Linked DNA regions of Homo sapiens: regions 2 and 3 are each linked to region 1. The links are chromatin contacts, found by Hi-C in ENCODE. All regions are on one chromosome and are shown on one strand. Each heading gives the region's core, a stretch centred on a gene start or an enhancer-like site at or near the end of the contact. The rest is flanking DNA. Distances are from core to core; before and after follow the strand shown. Region 1 has its middle 14 kb from the start of MIR4433A. Region 2 overlaps SLC1A4 (solute carrier family 1 member 4). Region 3 holds the start of LINC02245 (long intergenic non-protein coding RNA 2245).

What was found. Hi-C counts contacts between places; a loop is a spot of excess contacts on that map. Pooled maps may share reads with other maps.
Region 2: a loop to region 1 is called in a map with no recorded cell type, with 2.8 times the contacts of the local background. The contact joins two enhancer-like sites. A Hi-C loop is called at or near these places in 2 of 37 single-sample maps with no recorded cell type and 2 of 50 pooled maps.
Region 3: a loop to region 1 is called in a map with no recorded cell type, with 10 times the contacts of the local background. The contact joins the promoter of LINC02245 here to the enhancer-like site in region 1. A Hi-C loop is called at or near these places in 7 of 37 single-sample maps with no recorded cell type and 4 of 50 pooled maps.

The regions. Positions count from the first base shown.
Region 1 is chr2:64,324,722-64,329,575 of GRCh38, reverse strand. No RefSeq gene overlaps it. Among named protein-coding and RNA genes, the nearest start is that of MIR4433A, 14 kb to the left of the region's middle. RefSeq lists enhancers at 1,538-1,697, 3,037-3,146, 3,767-3,816, 3,867-3,976. Within about 2 kb of position 1,980, at least 24 of the 41 ENCODE cell types and tissues checked have a DNase peak (open chromatin) inside an H3K27ac peak, as active enhancers do.
Region 2 is chr2:65,013,912-65,018,765 of GRCh38, reverse strand. It overlaps SLC1A4 (solute carrier family 1 member 4), which reads right to left. Exons shown (of 8, transcript NM_003038.5): 5 at 2,093-2,326; 6 at 501-695; 7 at 87-221. Among named protein-coding and RNA genes, the nearest start is that of LINC02576, 14 kb to the left of the region's middle. RefSeq lists an enhancer at 1,661-1,740. Within about 2 kb of position 1,250, at least 8 of the 41 ENCODE cell types and tissues checked have a DNase peak (open chromatin) inside an H3K27ac peak, as active enhancers do.
Region 3 is chr2:64,929,784-64,934,637 of GRCh38, reverse strand. It overlaps LINC02245 (long intergenic non-protein coding RNA 2245), which reads left to right and starts at 2,191. Exons shown (of 3, transcript NR_036586.1): 1 at 2,191-2,293. RefSeq lists enhancers at 1,377-1,526, 1,567-1,636, 1,677-1,816.

The DNA of each region.
Region 1 (4,854 bases), core at 731-3,230:
AGTTTCTTCACTCAGAGAATGAGGACAATGATTCTCTTACCTGTAAGCTAACAGATGAACAAGCGCTCGGTAAAGCCCTGTAAGGGTGTGAGGTACCATACAATGAAGGAACTATGGGCATGCAGGATTTAGCTGAGAGTGCCTTTACTCACTTCGTCCTTTCCCTACCTCTCCCTCTTCCCCAAAAGGAGTCTGTCTCCTATAAAAGGGGTCTTAATACAGACTCACACACACGCACACAGGGTCTTCAGTTCTTGTGGGCTTTTCATTTTTTTTTTCAGAGTTAAATCATCTTGGAAAACAGCTTTTCCAATAAAGACCCAGTGGCCAGGACTGCTGGATGCACTTTCTTTAAAGGTGGCGGGAAACGCAGAAGCAGGAAGGTCCAGGACGGCATCCATCCTGTGCAAGGAGAAGGTCCTAAAAGGCTATTTCCTCTGCTACCAACTAAGAAAGATGGACGTTTGTAGCTGGGCACGGAGGCTAATCATCCGTAATAGTCTGGCAGTGCTAATGCATTCAGGGGAGAGCAATTAATGCCTGTTGGGGAACATCAGGACAGAGCTTAGAGTCTTGCAGCCTCTGGCAAAACCAGTTTGAAAACCTCAGGCTCCATTTCTAGTTTAGGGTGTCTCCACCTGGCTTGGCAAACTCTGTGCCTCTGCAAGAGGGAAGAAATAGCTTCCTAAGTGAGGCTTGGGAGGAACAAAGGCCTCATTAGGATCAATCACTTATTCCAAGTACACATTCCCAAGAATCTCTATTGATGATCTCAGATACAAATGAAGTAGTAATTAAGGATGTAATGCAAATGATCTTCAGCTTAGTAACTCTCTGTAATTGAAATTTACTAAATTAAGTCTGAGATTTTTGAAACTAGGCCTTTAAAAAAAAATTCCCCGGTTATAATTACCCCTTCTCCTCCCTCCTACCCACCCTTCAGTAATGTAATTAGTTTAAAATAAGATCCGTGGTAGGGCTGATGATGCGCTGCCTACTGAAATGCTGGCCTCCTATCAGCAATCCCCAGGGAGTGAAGAGAACAGGGGCTCGCATCAGTCAGAAAGGCCACTGTCGTGTTACCAAATATAGGACAAGGAAACCGGACACAGAGCTTGTGATACCGACTGTGCTGGGCGGGAGAGATTTCTCAGCTCTCCCTTCTGTTTCTTTCCCCTCTGCCCACAGACCTGGGATAAGCTATGGACCATTCAGAGAAAGAAGGGAATAGACTGGAGTAGGAGAGGAATTGGAATGTTTAGGGGGTGCTGAGAAGGCCCCTGACAGGAGAGACAGAGGGCTTGGGCAGATCAGAAACCTGGCTGTTTTCTCAGAGGCCAGAGTGCTAAATCTCCATCAGTAATAGCCCTGCGACTCGTCCAAATCCTGTCCTCTGCCACCTGATAGGACCACCCCTGGCCTTAGCTCATTTCTCCTGATATGCCCCAGCAGAGGGCAATGCCCGCTAAGCTCAGCCTGCCCAGAACCCAAGAGGAGCCGTGTGGGCAGAGAAGGGGCCCCAGCAGGCGCTCCAGCCTCCCCGTTCTTTTCCCCAGTTTGGTTTTTGTCCCAAAGTGGGACAAAGAAAGAGGATTGAACATTGTCCTGGGTATGTTTGATCTTCTAGAAGAGCATATTGGCCTATTTCATTTAATTCAGATGAAAAGACCAGCTTGTCTTTGAGATCACACTCTAATTTCATCAGAGCTGTCATGTGAGAACAGAAGAGAAGCTACCCACAGCCTTCCTCCTTCCCTTCCCCACTCCTCCCCTCGCTCACCCCCACCCTCCCAGCCCACGGCTTCCTGAAACTGTTAGATCAACACAGAAACACCTGAAGCCCATTGACCCTCACAAGGCAAAAGCCAAAGGCTGCCAGGGCCATCTTAAGATGCCGCACGAGAACAGCAGCTCCCTGGCAGGCAGCACAGACCTGAAAGAAAATGCGTTCTCCCACTGGCCCCCAGCCTTTGAAAACTGCGTGTGCGCACGCGCCTGCTTTCTGTCATCCATTCACATCACCACTGTTAGAAACTTCCATAAATGCTCAACTGAAGCGCTTCTGTCAGAGACAAGCAGCAGAGTTGTTTCTGGAGAGCACAGCAGGTGTATGTTCCATTCGCAAATCAGATGGAAAACACAGACAATAGCAATCTTGTCTCTGAATAAGCCCTTGCTTAAAAGTTGCCCTTAGCTAATGTGGGCACGTTGACTGTTGGATCTTGGTGCCCAGTGTAGGGCCTGGCACGTGGTAGGTGCTTGATAAATATTAGCTGAGTGAATAAATGAATGACTCACTCTTCTTCAAAAACTTTCAGGAGCTTCTCAGTGGTATGGAAAAATGACATGATTCTAAAATCTGGTATTGGGGATCCTGCAATCAGATGCCTGCCTGCCTTGCCCGCCTGGTCCCATGTTGCCAGGCTGGAGTGCACTGGGCCGATCTCGGCTCACTGCAACCTCTGCCTCCCGGGTTCAAGCGATTCCCCTGCCTCAGCCTCCTGAGTAGCTGGGACTACAGGCACATGCCACCACACTTGGCTAATTTTTTGTATTTTAGTAGAGATGGGGTTTCACCACGTTAGCCAGGATGGTCGCGATCTCCTGACCTTGTGATCCGCCCGCCTCGGCTTCCCAAAGAGCTGGGATTACAGGCGTGAGCCACCACGCCTGGCCAAGACTCTGCCTTTCTAACAAGTTCCCAGACGATGCTGATGGTGCTGGCCCAGGACCACATCTTGCGCATATCACTCACCCTGCATCCCACCAGCTGGTCAAGGTCCTGCTCAGATGCTACCGTTTTTGTCAACAAAACTGGGCACACTAGCAAAAAATGCACCCCCTCCCCGCCCACTCACCTCACTGCTACACCCCTCTGTGCCTGCCAAGACACTTTGTATCTGAGCTATTTGGCTGTGTCTCCCTGACCTCAGGGGCCTAAAGTTCTCATGCCTTTCCCCGTACCCCACAGAATCTCATTTAGTGCAGCCGGGGACACGCTACCAGCTGGGGCAGATTCCGTTCCATTCACTGGGACCTTAAAGAACTTCAGACTCCTTGATGCAGCACTCAGCCCTGGGGGTCCAAAGATGCATGACGCCCAGAGACTGCCCTTGAGATGAACATCTATTTTCTGGGTTATATTCACTGCTCACTGAGCCCACTCTGCTGTCCTTCCAGCTGCTGGCCTGGGGCATGACTGACCTGAGCAGACCACGGGATGTCCTCCCTGATCTAAACCAGTGGGAGGTTCCTCTCACTAATACACATCTCCAAGTTCTCAGCTTGCCTTGCTGTCTTTGAGACTCAGAAGGGAGGTGTTACTTTCGGTGGTAAGCCACAATATGTAACTCATAGAGGGCATGTAAGAGGCAGGTGAAAGATGTTTTGCAGCCTGTTTAAATGTCAGTGACTAAGACCCAGGGGTGCTCTGAGAACATTCTCACTTCTCAGTTGTGGGCACCTAAAAGGTTACTGTCCACCCAGTTCTCCTGCCACGTGGACTTACGGCATCACGGCCTCACATCCTCATGGGACCAATGGCAAATTATGGAACCTCAACTCAGGCTGCTTAAGTAAAATGGGAACTCTTTGCTCACCTCTGTGGCTTGGCCCAAGGTGACTCAGAATTGAAAAAGAAGCTATAGGAATCTGGGATTTAGGAACCATGTCTGGTCTCACACATGCCAGGACTCTCTCTCTGTCTATCCCGTTCTCATCTCTGCATGTCCTTGTATGTGGGCCTAACTCTCTCTTGCTGCATTCAGGAGAAAGGGTACCATGCCCACCAAGGCAGTGTGGAATAGAAGGGGGACTGTTCTCCAAAGGAGATAGGAGTGCTAGACAGACCCAAACCAGACATCCATTCCAAATGGTTAGCAAATGTTAAGTCTTTGTCACAAGTTAGGCACTCTGCTGTTTTACATATATGATCTCATTTAATCCCCAAGCTCACTCTATGAGTCAAGTATGGCATTTGCTGGTCTGACAAATAAAAAGGCATGACACAAATCATACCTCAGTCCCTTCTACCAGCTCCAGTGTTGGCTTTGGGACAGCCAGAAGATATGACCTGGATGGGAGAATGCATTTCCTTTGGAAATAAGCATATTGTCCTAGAAAGGGGGCCTAAAAGCCAATGCTTTAGCTCTGGTTGTCTCTGTATCAGTAGTTATGAGGCTAACACCATCAACGTCAAGTTGTTAATTTTGGATAATTTAGATCTCTCTATTAAACCATCATTTCTCTGTGAATCTACATTGAAGGAAGAGAAGTCTCATCAAGAAAATCAAAGGGGTTTCCTCCACTGTCTCACCCAGCCAAGACACATATCCTTTGGGATAGCATTTAAGCAGATAGATGATCCGATTAGATGAGGATAAGCCATGGGATTCTCCCTCCAGACGATCTGCCATCTGGAGACGTTTTCATGGATCCTAGGACCCTACCCAAAAAAAGGACTCTCCTCTCCAGCTTTATTTCTGTGACCACTTCTTGCCTATATTTTCTCTAAGAAGAAATGAGAGTTGAGACTTGCTCACAACTTTACCATTAAGAGAAAATAAATCATAACAGAGCCTGGTCACCACCCGTCTGAGTGGTCCCCCGACCCACCAGGGGCGTGGCTCCTTGGCTGCTGAGATTCTCAAGGCTGAGAGCAGCCCCTCCAGTGTTCCTACCTGACTGGGGACTTCGTGCAGCCGCAGGCTCTGCCTCTTCTGCTGTCCATTACATCCTGACTCACAGCACAGTGGCTGGCACACAGCGGGTGCCCAAGAAGTGTTTGTTAAACAAATGAATGATATTCCATTCTCCAGTGATAACTCAAACAACAATTGAAATCAGTTGGTGACT
Region 2 (4,854 bases), core at 1-2,500, 690 kb before region 1:
CTCTGCATGGCCCAGGCCCAGCAGTGCTAAGCTCCTAGGGAACTCAGTGCAGACTCTTTTTGGTGTTCTCAGGACTTGTTACTTACACAATCCAGTCCACAGCCAGGATCAGAGGCAGGTCATGAGTAGGCAGCCCAATGGCCTCCAGGATAATGGCAATGGTGAGGACCCCTCCAGCTGGCACGCCTGCTGCTCCAACACTGGACGCTGTGGCAGTCACTCTAAGGGATGGCAGAGCAGGGCCAGCCATTAACATAGAGCGTGGAGTGGACACAGAGAAATGCAGACCATGCAGCTGCAATGTGGCTGGAAACTAAAAACCGCCCCACCATAGGCTCTGCTGGCTACGCCCTTGAGAGTCAACACACGCTCTTCAAGTAATGAATCCCCACTGTCCTCATTTTATGAGCGAGACACCAAGTTGTGGTGAGATTGGTTTTTCAAAGGAAATCACAAGAAAAGCCTTCAGTTTTGAGCCAGGGAAAGAATGAGGAACTTACAGAATGGTGAAAATCTGTCCTGCGTTGAGCTCTACGTTGTTGAGTTGCGCAATGAACACCGCGGCCACACACTGGAAGATGGCTGCTCCGTCCATGTTCACGGTGGCCCCGATGGGGAGAATAAACCTGCTGATCCTCTTGTCCACACCATTGTTCTCTTCAATGCACTTCATCATAGAGGGAAGGGTCGCTGAGCTAGAAATGGGAAAAACAAACCGCCAGACATGACAACAGTCCGAGGCAGGCTAACATGTGTCTTGTCTCAGACCCCAGAACAGAGCAATTAGCACCATCTTCGTTTCTGGCTTTCTTCTCTTGAAATAAGGGAAAAAACAGAATCACTTTAAAACTTCTGTCACAACATGAGGCTTTGGCAACTCCCAAGATACTTAAAATATGACTGCCTTCATTTACCTATTCTGTCATTTACTTGGATTCACGTGTTCCAAGTTTCTTAAGAACTGCACATTGCCTCCCGGTGCAAAACGTTCCCGAGAGAACAAACAACTAGTTTCTCTACATGTGCATCTCCTCTCTTGAGTGTTCCCCTCCCAAAAGTAAATGGTAAACTATGATTTTTTTTTCTTTTAGGCCAAAACCCAGAAATGGCTCTGTGAGCTTGGAAGAATAACTAAGTAGATAACCATAAGAACAGTACCTGCTCCCTCTAGCTGGCTCTGCGGGCTCTGCAGAGGTTAGTTGGTGCAGCTGAGAAACAGGTTTTTGTCTAGGCCAGAGGAACTTCCTTCCCTAATTTTTTTTTTTTTTTTACTCCCACCTCTGTGTTATATAAATAGCCATCCAGATTGGGAGGAAGTGAGCAGTAGAGGCAAAACTAAATGTGTGAATGAAACGACGTGCTGCCGTCCTTTGAAAGTTTTAACATATTTGGAAAACCCAGTGTTTTTTTTTTTTTTTAAGGTTTTCCAGTGAATGACAGGATGCATCTCTTGTGCCAAATGAGACAATCCCACACTATTGTGGACTCCTAGAGGGCTAAGCATCCATCCCTCACCACGGTGCCTCAGACTCGTTTTCTAATTCACATATCCAGAAAGGGAGAATTGGGCAGGAACCATTCTAGAAACTTCCCTGCAATGCATTTTTGAGTTAGGTGGGCTGCCTTCTTTTACTCAGGGAAAGGTCTTCCTAATTAGGGTGAGGGACCCGCAGCTGGGCTAACTAATGATCTGCTGACCTCTAAGGAGCAAGAGGGAGAAGAGAATGAGGTAACTTCAGTAGAATAGTAAATGAAACAGAAACCCACCCCAGGGGAATACAGAAAAGCTTTGGGGCTGGTCATTTTAAGAAATCATGTGAGGCTTGGTGTGGCTGTGCATGCCTGTAATCACAGCTATTCGGAAGGCCGAGGTGGGAGGATCACTTGAGCCCAGGAGTTCGAGACCAGCCTGGGCAATCACGGGAAGATCCTGTCTCTTAAAGAAGAAAAAACAAAAAAATAACAGAAGACCGATTTAGAGTTTTCCAGGAATTAAAGTATGTCAAGACACTGGTTGTGCATCTACCACTGGGCTCACCTGGTTCCATGTTAACATGGCTCAGAGCAGTGAAGAGACCCAAAACCCACTCACCTGGAGCAGGTAGCAAATGCTGTCGCAAATGGGGCGAGGAGGCCCAGGAGGAATCTGAATGGGTTTTTTCGTGTGAAAACAAAATAAATAAGTGGCAGAACAATTCCTCCATGAATAACATGGCCCAATATAGATGCGAAGATGTATTTCCCCAGGCTGGTCACCAGCACGATGATGTCTTTCATTTCCACGATCTTGCTTCCAACAAGGAACATGATGCCCACAGGTACGTACCTAGGGCACAAGCACAGGGTACTCATCAGTGGGGGATAAAGCTGGGGTGAGAGATGCAGGTCCTTCCTGAGGCAGAATGCAGGGACTTTCAGCCAGGCCGTCTTCATCTCTCCCTAGGATAACCCCGAGGAACCGAAACAGTCAGGGTTATACCATCCCCATTTTACAGCCTGTGAGACTGGGTAAAATGAGGCTGACCACTCACCAAGGGTAACAGAGTCAGGACCAGAACCCAGACGTCTTTCCCCTTGGATACAGTATGTCCTTAACAGAAGGATGCTACCAGTCACAGGGATTCCCAGGAGGAAAGGCAAGGAAATCGAGATCAAAGCCTCCAGGACTGTAAGCCTGACTTTTGGCTTTGCTCAGGCTTGTTCTGAGAACTTAGAAACACAAAAGACTAACACCTATTTCACAGAGTGGCTGTGATAGAAAATTGAGCCAAAGCTAGGACTTTTGTGAAGTTTTAAATTCTTTGTGGCTTAGACAACATGATTCCGTGGGAAAAAGTCATTAACAATGACACTCTGGGAACACGCCTGGAGCGTGAGAGTTTTTTAAAGGCAGGATGGGAAGGAATGGACTGTGGGAGCTACAAAGAACAAAAGTCAGTTGTTTTGAATTAATATAAATTCAGGAAGAATTTTCTAACTGCTGACTTTATTTGTAAATTTTAATTGCGTAGGTAATAATGTCACATAGTTCAAATTTCAAGGGGTACAAAAGAGTGAACAGAGTGAAGTCTCCCTCTCATCTCTCTCCCAAGCACCCAGATTTCCCCTCCCTGGAGACAATGTCACTGGTTTCTTGAGTTTTCTTTCTAGAGATATTCTAAGCAGTAATTATTAATTAAAAACCCGATAGTAATACATGAATACATTCTCCTTTCAAAAAATTAAAACGTAGATGACACCAAAATCCTCTTTAAGTACCATCCTTAAGCCAGGATCCTCCTCAAATAGACACTCCTACCTCCTATGCAATTAGATACATAGGTATGTATTTAAATCTATGTGTTTTTTTCTTTTTCACCCTATATTACATCTTTGAAATCTTTTCATATCAATACATAGAAATCTACCCCATTCATTTTTTAATGTGGTAAAATATACATAAAATTTACCATCTTAACCATTTTTAAGTGTAGAGTTCAGTGGCATGAAGTTCATTCACATTCTTGTGCAACTATCATCACTATCCAAATCCAGAACTTTTCCATCATCCCAAACTTTGAAATCATTAAACATAACAGCCTACTTTCCCCTCCTCACAGTTCCTGAGAATCACTGTTCTACTTCTTGTCTCTCTGAATTTGACTATTCTAGGTACACAAAGGTGGAATCATACAGTGTTTGTCCTTTTGTGTCTAGGTTATTCCACTTATGATGTCTTCGGGCTTCATCCACATTGGAGCATGAGCTAGAATTGTACTCCTTTCTAAGGCTGAATAATATTCTGTTGTATGTCTCTATCTCATTTTGTTTATCCATTCATCCAATGATGGACATTTGGGTTGTTTCCACCTTTACCTCATTGTCTTTAAATATTATCTTCAGAATGGAAATACCATAGGTTATTTTGTCATCGTCCTGTTGGTGGATGTTTAAGTTGTTCCCAGGTTTATCGTTACAAACGACACTGCAAACATACTTTGTGGTAACCACATGCCTTTGTTCTCTAGGTAGAGATGCTAAGAAGTGAACTGCTAAGTTATAGGATGTGCATATTTTAAATTTCAGTAGATACTGCCACTTTGTTCTCCAAAGTGGTTATTCCATATCACATTCCCACCAGCAGTCCAGGAGAATAATCTTCCCTCTGCAACAGTGGTTCTTATCCAGGGATGATTTTGTCTGGAAGACAGTTTGGTTGTCATAACTTTTGGGGCATGGTGCTAGTGGCATCATGCAGGTGGGGGCCAGGATGGTGCTAAACATCCTACAGTCATGAGACAGCCTCCCACAAAGACTGATCAGCCCAAAATGTCAATAGTGTCATGGTTGAGAAACCTCACCCTCACCATTATCAATGCCTGATAAAACCAAATTTTCATTTCCCTTATTTCTAATGAGGTTGAGCATCCCTTAAAATGTTTACTGGTAATTCAGGTTTCACATACTTTGTCTATTTTCTGATGGTTTGTTCAGTGATTTTTCTTTTTCAGTAATCAGAACTCTTTTTTTCTATATATGCAGTATGCAAATATATATATCAATTTTTAGAAATGAATGTCTTGACTTTTAACTTTGTTCAAAGTATCTTTTGCATGCAGACTTTTTATATTTTGATGTGGTTAAGTTTAGCAGCTTTTTATGGCTTTTGCTTTTTATATCTTGTTTAGGAAGGCTTTCCCTGCCTCTATATTTTCTTCTAATATTTTTAGAAGACTCCTCTCTTTCTTTCCTTCTTTTCTTCCTTTCTCCCTGGTCAGTTTAATCCAGGAGTTAGCAGCGTGAGTTTTTGTAAATAAAGTTTTGTTGGAACACAGTCATGCTCTTTCATTTACAAATTGTGAATAGGTACTTTTC
Region 3 (4,854 bases), core at 942-3,441, 600 kb before region 1:
CCCAACTTCAAGGGGGGAGGAAGTATAATCTTTCCATGTTCCAGGTGGAGTACTAAAAACACTTGGTGGACTACACCAACAACCGCCACCGAGTTTGTAGACAGAATCATGTAGGACTTGTGGGTATTGAGCACCAGTTCAAGCCAAGGGCAAAATGAAGTCTCCATTTTTACACAGAAGAATCTAGGCCTGCAAATAAACAGGTCAGTGAACTATCCACTAGGAAACTCACTGGAATACAAGAACATTTATTCATTACTCTAGAAACACCAAGAGATGGTGCCCCATGCATGGACAAGCAGGGACCACCTTGGTTCCACCTTCCTGCGGAACAGTCGTCTATCAGCTTGCATGGTATTCTTTCCTTAATGTGACATCTTCATATGAAAAAGCCCTTGTTTTCAGCAGCAACCCAGTTAGGTCTCTTTGGTTATTTTTGCATTGTGTACCTCCCATCACACGTTAGGGTTGGACAAAGATCCAGGAAGCCAGGCTTGGAAGAGAGGCTGTCTGAGTCTTGACCTACCTGCTGCTGCCTGGAGAGGCAGGGCTCCCCTACAACATCCAGCCTGCTCTCCTGGTTGACCAGCACTCCCTGGGAAAGGTTAGTGGCATACACACAGCCCTGGGCAGCAAAGTAGAGACTGAATTGAAACAGATACTAACTAAAATAAGACCTGCCCATTATTGTATCGATCTGTGCTTTTCAGCTTTTTAAAAACAATTTCTTCTTCAGATCGACATACAAGTCTCAAAGGTCATCCCTGACCCAAGGTTCTGATACATGAAGAAGCATCTCTCTTGTCTGTGTGTCCCCACTTGCCATGAGTATTTTTTTTTTTTTTGAGATGGAGTCTTGCTCTGTCACCAGGCTGGAGTGCAGTGGTGCGATCTCGGCTCACTGCAATCTCTGCCTCTCAGGTTCAAGCGATTCCCCTGCCTCAGCCTCTCGAGTAGCTGGGACTATAGGCGTGTGCCACCACACCCAGCTAATTTTTGTATTTTTAGTAGAGTCAGGGTTTCACCATGTTGGCCAGGATGATCTCACTCTCTTGACCTCGTGATCCACCCATCTTGGCCTCCCAAAGGGCTGGGATTATAGGCATGAGCCACTGCAACCAGCCAAGAGTATTTTATTGAATTTTACTTTCTATACTTTTGTCAGAAAATAAAAATTTCCAAATATAAAATTGTTATTATTTATAATTATTAATTATATTAAAATTGAATCTTCCTTTTAAAAACACTCATGTTCCTGTGAACCAGCAAGTACATCACTCCCTTGGGCTAGAGCCCCCAGTTGAGACTCGATGAACTCCAGCAGAGACTCTGACGAAGGAGTGACACAGTGTGTTGGGTCAGAGAGAAATGTGAAGCCCAGCAAACATATGTTCAAATCCAGATGCCACCATTCGGTGAACATGCACCCCGAGCAACTTTCCAGGGCTTACTTTCTTTGTCTATAAAATGGGAACAACAGGTACAGTACCATCTAGTCCATGGGGGTCACCAGAAGAAACTAGAAGATGTAACACACAAGGAACATTTAGAAGCAAGCATGTAACAAACACTCAGCAAATGGCGACTACATTATAACTTGTCCAGCCAAATAGATATGACCAGTGGTAACACGGAACTGAGAATTTTCACAATGTACTATTTTTACATCTTAATTTCTTTGGGCTTCTCTGCTTCCTCTTTTTAAAAAAGCTTACCACCCACTTGTTATTCTGGAGGGGGATGAACATAGATAAAAAGAGAGTTTAAGAACTCTTCATGGAAAGATAGCCAAACCACTAAAATACTATTTCAACAGAGGAGGTCACAGAATGGTGGAATGGTAGATCTGTAGGACTAAAGGAGACCTCAGATTTGTCACTCTTATCTGACTCATGAAACTGAGACCCAGAGAGGTGAAAGGGTGTGCTCGGTCCGGTAGCTGTGTTGCAGACTATGTGAATGGCACCTCTTGGTGTCATGCAATGCATAACAACCACCTGTGCAGCCTCATGGCCCTGCACAACCTCCTGACCACAGCGATGGAATAAAGTGGTCCAGTCAGGGGCATTTTCAGCCTCTGGGGATGTTGATATAGTAACTCCTCCTCTTTTCCCATACCCTGAAAAAATGCAGCCCAAGAAGCTGCCGATGCTCTTACAGCTGTGAGGGGAGGGGCTGCCCGAGGAGAGAGGTAACCTAGAGTTGAGAGATGGAGGAAGAGATACAGAATCTGGATGGCTATGCTCTGATCCTGTAATCCGACTATGCCTGAATGTGGATCTACCTTCCAAAGGTAGGGTGCTTTTCGTTTGTTTGAGCCATCTGGTGTCAGATGTTCTGTCACTTACTACCTTGTTATAATTAATAGAGGAGCTCAAAGAGCTATAAATATCTAAGGAGGAAGAGTTCAGGTTGCAAAGCCTTCCTAGACAAGGTTGCTTCAAAGGAAGGTCTGAAAGGAAGAATGGGAGGCAGGCAGGCTGCAAAGGGAGAGAAAATTCAGGGAAGGAGAAGACCAGGAACAGAGGCCTGAGATATGAGAGCCTGGTACTATGGACTGGATGCTTGTGGCTCCCCCCTTCCCCCTAATCGACTTGTTGAAGCCCAGTCCCCATTGTGATGGCATTAGGTGGTGTGGCCTCTGGAAAGTAATTAGGCCATGAGGGTGAATCCCTCATGAATGGGATTAGTGTCTTCATGAAAAGACAGGAGAGAGCTTGCTTTCTATCCTCTCTGCCATGTGAGGACACAACGAGAGAATGGTCATCTGCAAACGAGGAAGAGGTCCCTTACCAGAGCCGACCATGCTGGCGCCCTGATCTGACTTCCCGGCCTCTAGAACAGTGAGAAATAAATCTCTGTTGTCTAAGCCACCCAGTATATAGTCATTTATAACAGCACAGAGTGACTGAGACACCTGGGGTGGGGGTGTTTGGGGAATCATATTTAATTAAGCCTATTTGGTTAGAGTGTTGGATATCCAAAGCAGGTAACGGGGGTTAGGATTAAAGATGTAGGTTCCTACCAGTCTGTGAGTTTGTTCTTTTGTATTTTGGATAATAATTCAGCAAGAGAGGAGGGATGAGAATGAAAGGAGAGAACTGGTTGCGAGACTATTGGTAATTTTTGAAGTATGAGAGTCCATGGCTTCTAAGGTGACCAACTGTTCTGATTTGCCCGGGACTGAGGAATTTCCCAGGATGTGGGACTTTCAGTGCTAAAACTGAACAGTTCCATGCAAATGGGGATGATTGAACACCCTGAAACATCACCCAAACCATAAAGGAAGATATTGATAGATTTCATTCCATAAAAAATAACATGTGAATGAAAAAACAGAAAATAGTCTGAATGCATCTAAACTGTTTTTCTCTAGAAAAAAATTAAAATAAATGACTATCTCTTTGGGACTCAAGCCATTTAGTGACATTGCCCTTCATTTCCTGATTGCCAGTATCCAACCTCCTTGTGCCTGAACCCCATCAGTACTAGGAGCCCTGTCGCCTATGAATTCCCAAGTTCCTACATCTCACTTTAGCCAAAATCATCCATGTTTGCAGCACTCTCTTGCCTGTCATGGCCCTCCAACCTCCTGGAGCCCTCTGACTCCTCCATTGTTGCTCTTTCTTTCTTCTGTCTTCCTTCTCTAGCTAGTCAAGATCACCTAATCAGTCACTTCAAATAACTTGGTCGATATCATACCCTGTGGTCCTCTGCACTTGGCAAAATTCTGGACTCCAGATCAATTCCACGATCTATTCACCTTCTGCACAAAGGATGTGGAAAAACCGCAGATGAATTCTCAACTGCAGACCAATGCTTCTTTATATTCTTCTCTCCCACTTCCCACACAACTTTGAGCCCCTGCTCTACCACTGAACTAGCTGTGTGATTTGGGGCAAGTTGCTTCATCTCTCTGGGTCACTGTTTTCTCACCCAAAAAGTGAGATGTTGTAAGGAATAACTGAGTTAGTACGCATAAAATGCTAAGCACAGGCAATGGCATGTAATAAGCACCTCATAAATGCTGGCTTTTACTGATGCTAGGATTTTGAATGCACACTTAGAGGGGTTAAGTCAGTGTGTCAGGAAGTAGCAGGTCATAGCATTGTGATGTTTGGCAAATAAATGACACAGGACACTAAACTGTGCAAAATTTTACTTTTGCAAAGATTTAATTCCACATTTCACCAAAGATGATGCTTTGGTCATCAGTCAATGATGAAGGCATCATTGACTAATGATCCCTTATGATCATTAGTCATAAGGGAAATGCAAATTAAAACCACAATATACCACTATGCATATGTTACAATGTCTAAAGTTTAAAAGACTGATCATCCCAAATTTTGGCAAGAATGTGAAGAAACTAGAACTCTCATACCCTGCTAGTGGGAATGGAAAACATTTGAAAGAACAGTTTACTGTTTCTTTTTCATTTTTTGGCACTTTCTTAATATGCTAGATAAACATCTACCGTAAGATCCAACTATTCCACTCCTAGGTATTTACCCAAAAGACGAGAAAGCGTAGGTCCACACAAAGATTTGTACACAAATGCTCACAGCAGCATTATCTATAATGGCCCCAAAACTGGAAACAAGCCAACTGTCCCTTAACAGGGACATGGATGGGTAAACAAATTGCATTGTATTCATACAGTGGACATAGTCCTCAATAACAAAAAGGAATGAAGTATTGATACAACACAACATGGATGAATCACAAAATTACATTGAGTGAATGAAGCCAGTAAAAATAGGACATATGGCTTAATTTCATTTATATAAAATTCTAGAAAATGGAAACTCATTTATGGTGACAGTAGGCAGTTCAGTTATTGCCTGGGAAATG